Regions from separate parts of the Mus musculus genome. Here all the other regions are linked to region 1. The links are chromatin contacts, found by Hi-C or POLR2A ChIA-PET in ENCODE. All regions are on one chromosome and are shown on one strand. The core of a region is the stretch at or near the end of the contact, and the rest is flanking DNA. Distances in the headings are between cores, read along the strand shown.

Region 1 (3,774 bases), core at 694-3,193:
CCTGAGACACTCACCTCTCGAAGTTCCTCCAGCCCATATTCCACAGCTGTTGTCAGCACCTCCAGCACCTGCGGGGGGGGGGGGGGGGCGAGGAGGGAGAGGGGAGTGGCTGAGGGAGCAGAAGGGAGTTTCCCCCACCCCTCAACCCACAGCATAATGGGCATCCTTCTGACTCGGGCATCCTCATCTTCTCTCCCACCCAGACCTCTGCTTGGTAGGCTCACAGAGTGTTGGTGCAGCTTGACACTGTTGGTGTATAGGAACTCCAGCACAGCTAAGAAGGCTTCGGCAGGCACAGTGCTTAGCACCACAGGACTAGGTACCCCAGGGCCCAAAAGTCTCTGGAAGAAGTTACATCTACAGGCCAACAAGCACCGGTGGGCAAATACCTCTTGCCGTTCTTGACCAACCACAAAGCAAATATCACTGTGGAAGAGAGGGAGGGCCAGGGGAGGGGATCTCAGACCTAGATCACACTGTTGGCTTTACCTCTGTCACACTAGGGCTTCTTTTTGTGTGAGGTCAAAGCCTACATCTGGAAGACACAAGCCTGTGCTCTAGTCTCAGTTCCACTCGGTGACTTTATATCTTTGACTCTAAGACTTTTCAGCCATGATGGCAGGTCTCAAGGGAGTGGACTATGCTTGGTTCACAGGGGGCGGGGGGATGGGGGGGTAGGGGGATAGCAGAGCTCATGCAAGCCAGGTTGATGTCTCCCCAGTCTGAATCTTGGGGGAGAGGACACTCCTCTTGGGACGCCTTCACCAAATGCCAACTCAGCATTTTTACCCTTCTTCCTGTGGGAGGGTGTGAGGATGTGGGGTACAGAGCACACTGACTGCAGACAGACATGACAGTGATCACCATCATGAGGTGAGACCACATTTTCCATCTTCATAATCACTTCCGGCCCCAGCCTCTGTGTTAAGTAGGGGTAGGAGGCAGCAGCGAGCGCTTCAGCTTCCAAAGCCTCCTGCCTAAGGCTCCACTCTTCAGGCCAGACTGTGGCACCCTGTCCTCAAAAAACCGAGAATTATGGCAGTCTTAACCCTGGGGAGCAGGGCAGCCTCTGAGAGTCTGGGGATGGGAAACAGAGTTCTTGTCTCCCATGACCAGCCCTGCCCCCAGTGAACTCTATTCCTGGTTTCAGACAGCACTAGTCTCTTGGGCAAGCAGTGGGTGGTCGGAAACCTTGAACTACTTCCTGTCTGGGTCTCCGGCTCGATCCTTTGGGCTTCGTTCCTCTTATGAATCGCTAGAGCCATCCATACCTCTGTCTCTTCAAGATAAGACGTTCCAGTGCTCAGTCGAAAGCCCAATGGGGGTGAATCAAATCATAACCCATCTTTCAGGGCCGAGGGGGTGGAGGAGAAGCCAGAGAACTCAGGCATTGCCTGAGTTCACACAGCTGCCCTCCCTTCTATCTGCCACTACCCCCGCCTCTGACTCTCAGGGTAGTGTGGCCACAGACAAGTAAATTTCCTCTATAGCTGACTTCCTCACAGACTGAGTTCCCCAGGGAGGCCAAGTGTTCTTTCCCGGGCTTCCTTGCCCTTAGCCTCCTCAAATTCACAGGCCAGCTAGGGAAAACCCCCCAGGGGGCCACTGCCTCACCTGTACTGGGGGTTGTTGATGAGGCTTCGAAGTGCTGTGGAAAAGGGTGCAGCCTGCCCACGTACCACCAGTCCTGGGTTCTCCATAAGTGCAGTGGGCAGTAGGTTAAAGGGTGGAACAGTCTAGAAGGCCTAGCCAGGCCAAGAAAGACCTGAGAGGGAGGGCAGGAGCTGGAGGCCTGTTTGCCGAGGAGCTAAAATATAGGAGCAGAAAGGCCCAGGTCCTTAAAGAAGGCCTGAGGTTCAGGAAAGGGATGCAGATGCAGACAGGACCCAGAGAAGAAGCTGGGGCTAGAAAGGCCTATGATCCCGGGAGAGGCTGGTGGTGGATGAGGCCCAGGTTGGGAATCTGCCCAGGCAGCAGCTGGGTGGGAAGCCTGTGGGTTTCCATAGAAACTGGAGCTGAGCCTGAGGAGGCCCCGCCCATCTCCCTATACGCCCAGGGGGGGAAAAAAATCAGCAGTAGAAGGGCCCTAAGATGAGTCTGAGGGCCCTAGTGCTGGCTGGCTCCCCGCCTACACTGAGTTCAGAATCCAAGGCCTCTGCTTTTCTAATCCCTTCCCACGGCTGCATTTTAGAAACACCCGAGACATCACCCCATCAGGGAAAATTCTCAAACCTAAGTGTGGTTTTCAAGGCTCAGACTTAGCTTGCCTGGGAGGGGGCAGCCCCACACCTCCCAGAGCAGGGGAGGTGAGGTGTCAGTTCTAACAGGAGTAGCGCAGCCTCTGGCAGCCCCGAAAAGCAATCCCCCTAAGGAAAGAGGTGCTGCCTACAGGTCCCAGACACGTGAGTAGGTCAGCAAAGGTTAAGAAACCGGACTTAGAATCACTGAGTCATGGCCATGCCAGGCCTGGGTCCTTCCCGCTGAACCAATAGGCCTCCCTTCAGCACATAGCTCTGAACTAAGGAAGTCATCCAAGCCCCACCCTGCCCTGAAGCGGAAATGTTTGTCCTTGTTGAGGCTGCTGGGGAGAATGCTGAACCATGACGTGCTCTTTCCTGTGAGCCCAGATACTAAATTCCTAAGAAGCTGCCCCCGCAATCTCAAGGTTTTAGCATATCCCAGCCCCCCCCCCCCCCCGTGACTTATTCACAGATGGCCAGGCCAGATCCAGTGGCCCCCTGGTGGGTTTTCCTCTCGTGGACCTGTGAATTAGAGGAGGCTAGCTAAGGGTGAAGAGGCAGGGAGAGATTCATATGAAATAGTGGCTCTGAAACTAGGACCTTTCTGAACAGTGCACCTCTCTCGGCACCGGCTCCCTTAGCCTGTGATGCCCTAGAACTCCAAGCCCCCGTGGACCCTCTCTCCCTGGTAACTCAGAGCGCCCCTCCTTTCTGCAGGTGCCCATAGCAGGAACACTTAGGTTATTCCAGAGTTTGGCCAGGGGAAGGATTTCTGGGAGGGAGAGGTGTGCTTGCCACAGCCCCATGGTAACTGCACAACACAAGCCTTCCTCGCCCACAGGCCTGTCAGGCCAGCTCAGTGAAGACTGTGGGGCCAGCAGAGCTTGGAGGCCAAAGGCTGCAGGTGAGTCAGATGCCTGCGGGAGTTTCAGGGGAAGAGGGCATCCGTCTCATAGGTGATTCCGAAGGAGTTAGAGACCCAAGCAGGACGATGGAAGTTGCTTCTCCCCATGTCTCCCACCTCCAGATGCAGCCGGTGGAGAGGGAGAAAAGTCCCACCGTACACAGAGCAGGGAAGATGATTAAGTTCTCTACCTCTGAGGCTACAGAGAGCTGTGGGAGTGATGGAGTCGGGTCTGTCCCTTCTGGCTATTGAAGAAACCCAGAAACCAGCTTCATGTCCCCATTCTGCTGATGAAGTCAAGTGGGAGGAGAAAGGGGAAGTGGATCTAGCCTCCTGTGACCAAGGGAAAGGAACACTGGGTAGAGGTTCCATGACCATAGACTAAGCAGCCCCTTTCCTTGCTTGTGTCTCTCACAGCTCTTAACCGGCTCTAAGCACCTAGTAGGCACACAGCCCCAATCTGACCTACTTGTTCCAAACGTACAGGTAAGAAAGGGCTATGGAGTGGCTATAGACAAGGTATATATGCCTATAGTCTCCTAGGGAGACAGTGAATGTAGTCATGCCTATAATCCCACCATTCCGGAGTTGGAGGCAGGGAGATGGAGTTCAAGGCCAGCCTCAGGTACA
Region 2 (3,774 bases), core at 538-3,037, 500 kb before region 1:
CCAAAAGGTGATAGGGTAAACTGTACGGAGTGAAACGTCATCTAAAACATAAACCTATAGAAAAACCAATCAAATATCTCACAGACACCTTTACTTTTACCCAAGGCAAAACTTGGTTAAAAAAAAAAAAAATGCTCAAGGGACAGAAAAAAATAGAATCCAGGACCTAAAAAAGGCAAGGTAAACTGGAAAATCGAACCTGTATGGAAAATAACTTCTTTCCTCGAACTGATGAATGCTTCTGTGCATATGGGAGAGATCAAGTTAGATTAGCACTTTAAAGCTCTCAAATCAAGCATTCCTCCTTTGGGGTCCTTTCGCTTAGCAAACTCATCTAGCAAGTAAACACTAGACTGATAGCTACATACAGCCTTTACCGAAGACACTACGCAAGTAAAGTGTCCCTTGAAGCAACAAAATCCCCGTCCCACATACCGAAAACCTAACGAATCAAGACACTTCTCCGCAAAGGTTAAGAGTTACAAAGCTTCAGTCCCGTAGCCACCCTCAAGATTACTGTAAACCTGGTAGTGAGTATATAATAAAATTCATTGCGCCCCACCGACCCGGCAAAAGCAGCATCCACTCCAAACAATGGAGTTTTCCCGCCTCCTACAGGCCCCGCCCACTCCTAAGAGCCAAAACTACGACGATCAGCGTGCAAAGCCCCGCCCTCTGAGAGGCCCCACCCACCCGCGTCCCCTGTTCCAAGCCTCCATCCTCGTGTGGGTTTTTTTTTTTTTTTTTTTTTTTTGGCGCCAAATCTGTTGGCCAATTTCTCGGTACGTCTACAGACTCTCTACAGAGACGCACCCTAGGAGTGCGCGATCAGGAGGGGCTCAAGGACCGACTGGAGCCGGGCCCCGCCTACCTACCGGCAACCTCGGGCAAGGGGTGGAAAAAAGGGGCCGGCGATGGAGCCAGCCACCGCTGCCCCCGGCAAGATGGCGGCCGTGAAAAGCCGGGCAGGGGGCGCCAGCCACCCGCCGTTACCGCTGGCGCGCCAGCTCTTCGCAAGTAGGGCTTCTCCACAGAGCAACCCTCTCCGCACGGCCGCCGTTGTTCCGGGGAAGGCAGCTGTCCCACCCACCAGCCCGTCCCGCCCGGGAAGCCAAGTCCCCGGACTCTCCCTGAGGACTGGCCTCAAGCTCGCCACAGTCCCGCTTACTTGTCAGCGGAAACCAGCTCCGCGGCGATGGCAGCAGCGGCTGTAGACTCTGTGGCCATCGTTCCCCTGAGGTGGTGGGCCAGTGGGCAGAACACTGCCTGCGAAGAAAACCAGAGAATTCCGGACAGCAGAGACTCACTCAGGTAGAGAAAATGGCAGATTGGAGACCCCGCGCGGTTGAGGCCCTCTTATATACCAGGTCCCTTGTCCCGCCCATCCACTTCCGGATCCTCCCCCCTCGGATTTAAAGGACTAGGACTCAACACCTTTCTGTCACAAGGACACAGCCCTGTATCCCTTCCCGTTTGGGTATCTTCCCGCCCTAGCCCGTTTTTCCTTAAAAAAAGAAAAAAAGAAAAAGAAAGTAAGATAGAAAGGAAAAAGAAAACAAAAATCAAACAATTTCCTGCTTCTGTGGCTAGTCGTGATAGAAGCAAAATCTCAGTACTACAACTTCTGAATGGGAGCCAGCCTAGAGATTCCACAATTAAGTGGAGCCAGTGAGTCTCTGCGACTGTGGAAAAAGTAGTCCCGAAGGTGTCTTTCTGACGGGGATACCCGAGAAGGTGACAGGTATTCCCTATGTCCTCTCAGTCTTAACGGATGGAAACGCAAGAGCTGAGCACGAGTACAGCAGCAACGGCTAGAACTGACCAGACAGACGCGTGGCTCTGGGCCTCAGCAACTACTGACGAAACAAGATGCTGCTCTAGGATTGGCTACAGATAAAACTATCGCGCTTGATTCAAAACTCTTAGAGGGGCAAAGGGATGCGGGTGTTTAGATCCACCGCCTTTGACTGATCCAATCCGTTGCTGCCATCATCTTACTTTACCCACGTCCAAGTTGTTAAGTTAAATCCTGTACTTAAAACACTTTAAATATTTTAGCTGTCTCTCTTTTTTTTTCTTTCATATATATTAGGTAGGGACTTACAGTCTATCCCTGGCTAGCCTGAAACTTGCTATTTAGACCCACTGATCTCTAACCCACAGACATCTGCCTGCCTGTGATTGCGAGGGCTGGGATTACAGGTGAGCAGCACCACACACGCCTTCTTTTACAACCTTTTGTAACTCCAGTTCAAGGGCATTCAATCAATGCCTTCCTGTGACCACCAGAGCCACTAGGCACACACATGGTACACATTTATGTATGCAGATACACTCATACACATTAAATAAAAGTAAATGTGGCTGGAAAATTCGCTAGGAGGTTAGGAGCACTTGTTATTCTTGCAAAGGATCCTGTTTCAATTCCCAGCACCCACAAGGCGCCTCACCACTTCGTTAAGCTCCAGGCATGCATATGGTGCACAGACATGGATGTAGGTAAAGCATTTATTCACACAAAATGAAAAAAAAAAAAAAGAACTAAAAATGGATAAATAGAAATAAGTGGGTTCCTTTAAAAAATAACTTGGGGGGGGCTGGTGAGATGGCTCAGTGGGTAAGAGCACCCGACTGCTCTTCCAAAGGTCTGAAGTTCAAATCCCAGCAACCACATGGTGGCTCACAACCATCTGTAACAAGATCTGACGCCCTCTTCTGGAGTGTCTGAAGACAGCTACAGTGTACTTACATATAATAAATAAATAAATCTTAAAAAAAAAATAACTTGGGTATGATGGCACACACCTTTATAATTTATTTAGTTGTATTTCATGTACATTGGTATCTTGTCTGCATGTATGTCTGTGTAAGGGTGTCTGAACCCTTGGAACAAGAACTACAGATAGTTTGTTCCTCTCCAAGAATAGCCAGTGCTCTTTAACCGGTGAGCCATCTCTCCAGTCCTAGCACACACCTTTAATCTCAGCACTCAGGAGGCAGACTGGTCTCCCTGGATTTGAACCCAGAATGTTTTACAGAGCTAGTTCTAAGACAGCACACCTGTTTCAGCACTCCAAAGGCAGAAGCTGTTGAGGCAACCTAATCTATGTAAGGAATTCCAACACAGCCAAGGCTTCATAGTGAGATCTTGTTTCCAAAAAAAAAAAAAAATTTTGTCCGGCAGTGGTGGCACATGCCTTTAGTCCCAGCACTTGGGAGTTCGAAGCCAGCCTGGTCTACAGAGTGAGTTCCAGGACAGCCAGGGCCACACAGAGAAACCCCTGTCTCAGAAAAACAAAACAAAACAACAACAACAAAAAAAAACCCACAAACTTTGATCTTTTAAATTATGTATACAAATATAGATTTGTGATTGTGAGTTGAAATAGAGGTAAGAGAAATTGATTCCCCTAGAGCTGGGATTACAGGTAGTTGTGAACCTTTAGATATAAGTGCTAGGAACCAAACTCCAGTCCTTCGGAAGTTACAAGTGTTCTTAACTGATGACCCACCTTTCCAGCAACTGGTGTTACATGTTTTAGTTAACTGCCAGATCTTTAATTTTCCTTTGAGATTTGTTTGTTTGTTAATGTTAAATAGGATGAGATATTTGAGTCACGAATTTAACAAAAAATTAAGGCAGGGCAGTGGTGGCACATGCCTTTAGTCCTAGTATTTGGGAGACAGGAGGATCATTGAGTTCAAGGCCAGCCTAGTCTAAAGAGCAAGTTCCTGGGGGCTGGTGAGATGGCTCAGTGGCTAAGAGCACCCGAC
Region 3 (3,774 bases), core at 404-2,903, 320 kb before region 1:
CCCACCCCCCAGGCCTATGCAAGCAAGAAATAAACCACACGGGACTCGAACTCAAGGCCAGAGGAAGCTGGAGAGCTACCTTGTCATTGCCCTTATGGTAGGGGATACCCTGGGCGTACTGCCGGTTGAAGTTGAAGCCATGCTGTACCAGGAACTGCACAGACTTCGGTTCTATAACGTACTCCTCTATGCATAGCAGGGTGAGATTGAACACTTGAGCCAAGTAAGAATTTTCACCCTGAAAAACATGAGGATCTACTTTACCAAAAACTGGGAGGAAAAATTTCCACCATTAAGATCTCAACTCTCAGGCCCCATGCCTCCCTCAGACCTGGGATGAAGGTAATTCCTACCTTATCTGGTTGCTGCCTGAAGCAGGCGAGGCCCAGGGACAGGACAGAACGGGTCCTGGCAGCATGACACACGGCCTTGTAACGTTCCTCAATGCACCTTAGAGTTGGGTTTGGGCATGAGTTAGTTTCACAAAGAACCCAAACTACCAGGGCTGGCAGTCCCTAGCTTCTGGGTTGAGACCTACATATTTGTTAGAGCTGGGATCACAGGCAAGGCTTATACTTACTGGTTCAGCAAACTCTTCCTATCCCCGAGCCCACTCAGCTCCTATGGGTGGGTAAAGGAAGTGTGGTTATTTTCCACACCCATCACCAAACACTTCACAGCCACCTGCCCTCCCTTCCTCCCACTCCTCACCGTGTCCACAGCCACAAAGCTAGCTGTCTTTAAGGCTAGCAAGAGTGATGGCCATATCTCCTTGAAGTTGTCACTCTGCACGTCTACCACAGGAACCCGAACCACAAACTCCTCTGCAGGTTGTGTGTTTTTGTTGACACCACCTGGGGATAAGGGCGTTGATGGATTTAGATGGTTTCACAAGGTCCCTGTGGAGCAAACACCAAGCTAGATGTGGGCAAAGGGGTGCCCACTGACAAGCTTTCACTTAAAGATTTTACATCTACCAGCTCTAAACACAAGCTCTGAAATGGGCAGTGCCCTAAATTTGGAAAAAGGGCATCTGTGTCTTTTAGTGCCTTTATGTGGGACTGGGAAATCATTTCTTTTTTGCATCATGATCAGGAGAAAAGTGGACTAGATAACCTTTGAGGATTCTTTATCCTCCAGCCTGTAATCCCAGGACTAGGGAGCATTAGGCTGAAGGACCACGAGTTCAAGGCTAGCCTACAGAGCATGCTCCTATCTCAAACACAAACCGATCCCATAAAGCCACATATACATGATGCCTCAACAGCTACCGGAGTGCTCCAAAGTTAAACCCAAGCTCCACTTACTGTGGACGACTACGCACTCTGGTATTACCGACTGACAACCACCGGCTCCGTCCAAAACACACCACCCATCCCACCTCACTGCTCCACTCTACAACAGTTCGGGTTTTGCAGTTGCACGCGCTGCACACTGGGAGTTGTAGTCTAAGATAGCTGAGGCAAGAAGAACTACAGGCCTGTCTCCGAGCTACCGGGCCGAGGCTTTTCCCTCCCCAGGACCCCTTAGGCTTCTGTGGCCATCCCTGGGGAGCCGCTCACCGTCAGAGGGCGTTGGAACTGGAGGCACATCATCGTCACTGTCCGCGGCCATGACGCCCCTCGCCAGCCTTCTGGAGGTACGCAGAGACTTCCGCTTCGTCTCCAGAAGCGACACGGATCTAGGATGGGGCGGGGTCTCGGCGTCTGGGTCCCGTAGGGTCAACTTCCGTTCCGAGTGGTCGGGCGGGGTGCGGAGCGTGGGCCTTGCGCGCGCTGAGTGTCTATTGGCTGGACGGTCCTACTGACCGAAGCCACGCCCCCTTCGGGGTTTCTTGGGAGCGGCCGGTCGGAGACTGCGCAGGAGGTAATCTGTGCTTTCATTTGTGGTGGCGGGAACGTGGAATCTTAAAATTACAGCCGATCGTTTCACTTACACAAACTCAGGGTTGGCATGGGCAGCGCAGGCTTCTCGGCGCTGGGTTGGGGAAAGAATGCCTCCTGCGCTGAGCTAAAGCAAGCCTAGGAGTTCGGGAGAGAGGGGTGCACGGCCGAGTAAAGGGGTCCTGAGCATGGACACAAGTCCAGAAAGATAAGGAAGTGAGAGGGAAGCGTTCTACAGGACACAGGTAGATAAGTGGTAAAATGACCAGGAACGTTTTAAAGATAATTCACCCAAGTATTAATGTGCACTTGAGTTAAGGTTTTGGTAGGTCTTAATTTGACCTGTAGGTGGTAACAATGTCGGAATTCAGTCCCATCCTAGGAAGTGTTCTCTAGCTCCACCGACCTAGATTTCTCCTTATCTTAAAAGATAAAAGGCTTCAAACTTATCTTTAAAAATTCAGGCTGGGTGGGATGGTGCCTGACAATAATCTCATCCTTCAGGAGGCAGAGGCAGGCGGATCTCTGAGTTCAAGGCCAGCCTGGTGTACTGAGTGAGCTCCAGGGCTGCACAGAGAAACTCTCGTCTCTATAAAACAAAACAAAAAGCAATCTCCACACCTGGAGTGCTGGGTTATAGGTGTGCACAACCACTCTAGTTTGACTTTTTTTTTTTTTTTTTTTTTTGGTTTTTCGAGACAGGGTTTCTCTGTATAGTCCTGGCTGTCCTGGAACTCACTTTGTAGACCAGGCTGGCCTCAAACTCAGAAATCCACCTGCCTCTGCCTCCTGAGTGCTGGGATTAAAGGCGTGCGCCACCACGCCCGGCTAGTTTGACTTTTTAAAAAAGATTTGTAGTGGGCGATGGTGGCGCACGCCTTTAGCCCCAGCACTTTGGGAGGCAGAGGCAGGCGGATTAGGTGGGTTTCTGAGTTCGAGGCCAGCCTGGTCTACAAAGTGAGTTCCAGGACAGCCAGAACTACACAGAGAAACCCGTCTCCAAAAAACAAAAACAAAAAAGGTTTGTTACTATTTTTAATTCCGTGTATGATTTCTGCGTGGGTCCGTGTGTGTGAGTGCAGTCGGATCCCACCCTCCAACACAGATCTCACAGCCCTCTAATCCCCCTGGCCGTAGCCTAGGGCTGATATCACAGCTGGTTTATGAGCAGTCCAATATGGATGCTATGATCAAAACTCATGAGCCCCCACTGTGCAGCCACGTGGGATCCGGGATTGAACCCAGGACTTCATGTTCCCTAGACAGTCACTAACTGACCAACATCTCCACTCAAAAGTTGTGGGATTTTTTTTAACTTTTACTTTGTTTGTTTAATATATATGACTGCTTTCCTGTATATGTGCACAGGGTCCCTGTGTCCGTGTTTATTTGATATATATGAGTATTTTCTTGAATATATGTATGTGCACAGGGAGGGTCCCTGGTGCCCATGAGGCTAGAAGAAGGTGTTGGATCACCTGAAACTGGAGTTTCAGATGATTATGAGGTGCTGGAAATCCAACTAATTATCACTAACCACTGAACTATCTTCTCAACTCCCAGGCTTGTGGTTGGTTGGTTTATTTGTTTGAGATGAAACCAGAGTTCATAGTCATCCAGCTTAGCTTCCAAAATGCTGTTTCATTTAAAGTAGAATAAGAAGACATTGACCAAAAGAATCAAAAGTAAATTTGACATTACACTTGCTATAAAAGCTACAATGGAGAATGCCAGGTATGGTGGTGACAAAAGCCATGAACCTTAGCACTAGGGAGGCAGAGTTCCAGGCCAGCCAAGGCTGCATAGTGAGAGCCTGTGGCAAAATAAAGTAAAATAAGATTAAGTTAGGCAGTTGGAGCATAGTGAAAGGATGAGACTCTGGCCTCTGGAT

What was found. A loop is a pair of places that touch in the nucleus more often than their neighbours do. ChIA-PET counts read pairs that join two places held with the same protein, here RNA polymerase II (POLR2A).
Region 2: a loop to region 1 is called in a map of regulatory T cell, with 4 times the contacts of the local background. The contact joins the promoter of Nasp here to the promoter of Btbd19 in region 1. A Hi-C loop is called at or near these places in 1 of 37 maps with a recorded cell type or tissue (regulatory T cell). POLR2A ChIA-PET finds 5 or more read pairs at or near these places in 1 of 5 experiments (embryonic stem cell).
Region 3: POLR2A ChIA-PET joins it to region 1 with 10 read pairs in Patski. The contact joins the promoter of Toe1 here to the promoter of Btbd19 in region 1. POLR2A ChIA-PET finds 5 or more read pairs at or near these places in 2 of 5 experiments (Patski and embryonic stem cell).

The regions. Positions count from the first base shown.
Region 1 is chr4:117,123,715-117,127,488 of GRCm38, forward strand. It overlaps Btbd19 (BTB (POZ) domain containing 19), which reads right to left and starts at 1,944. Exons shown (of 8, transcript NM_001384196.1): 1 at 1,615-1,944; 2 at 225-426; 3 at 15-68. The coding sequence starts at 1,700. Tctex1d4 (Tctex1 domain containing 4) reads left to right here and starts at 3,099. Exons shown (of 4, transcript NM_175030.2): 1 at 3,099-3,144; 2 at 3,268-3,374; 3 at 3,562-3,630.
Region 2 is chr4:116,626,164-116,629,937 of GRCm38, forward strand. Nasp (nuclear autoantigenic sperm protein (histone-binding)) reads right to left here and starts at 1,788. Exons shown (of 16, transcript NM_016777.3): 1 at 1,727-1,788; 2 at 1,169-1,266. The coding sequence starts at 1,227.
Region 3 is chr4:116,805,906-116,809,679 of GRCm38, forward strand. It overlaps Toe1 (target of EGR1, member 1 (nuclear)), which reads right to left and starts at 1,654. Exons shown (of 8, transcript NM_026654.2): 1 at 1,563-1,654; 2 at 712-854; 3 at 581-621; 4 at 354-450; 5 at 80-238. The coding sequence starts at 1,614. Mutyh (mutY DNA glycosylase) reads left to right here and starts at 1,829. Exons shown (of 16, transcript NM_133250.2): 1 at 1,829-1,866.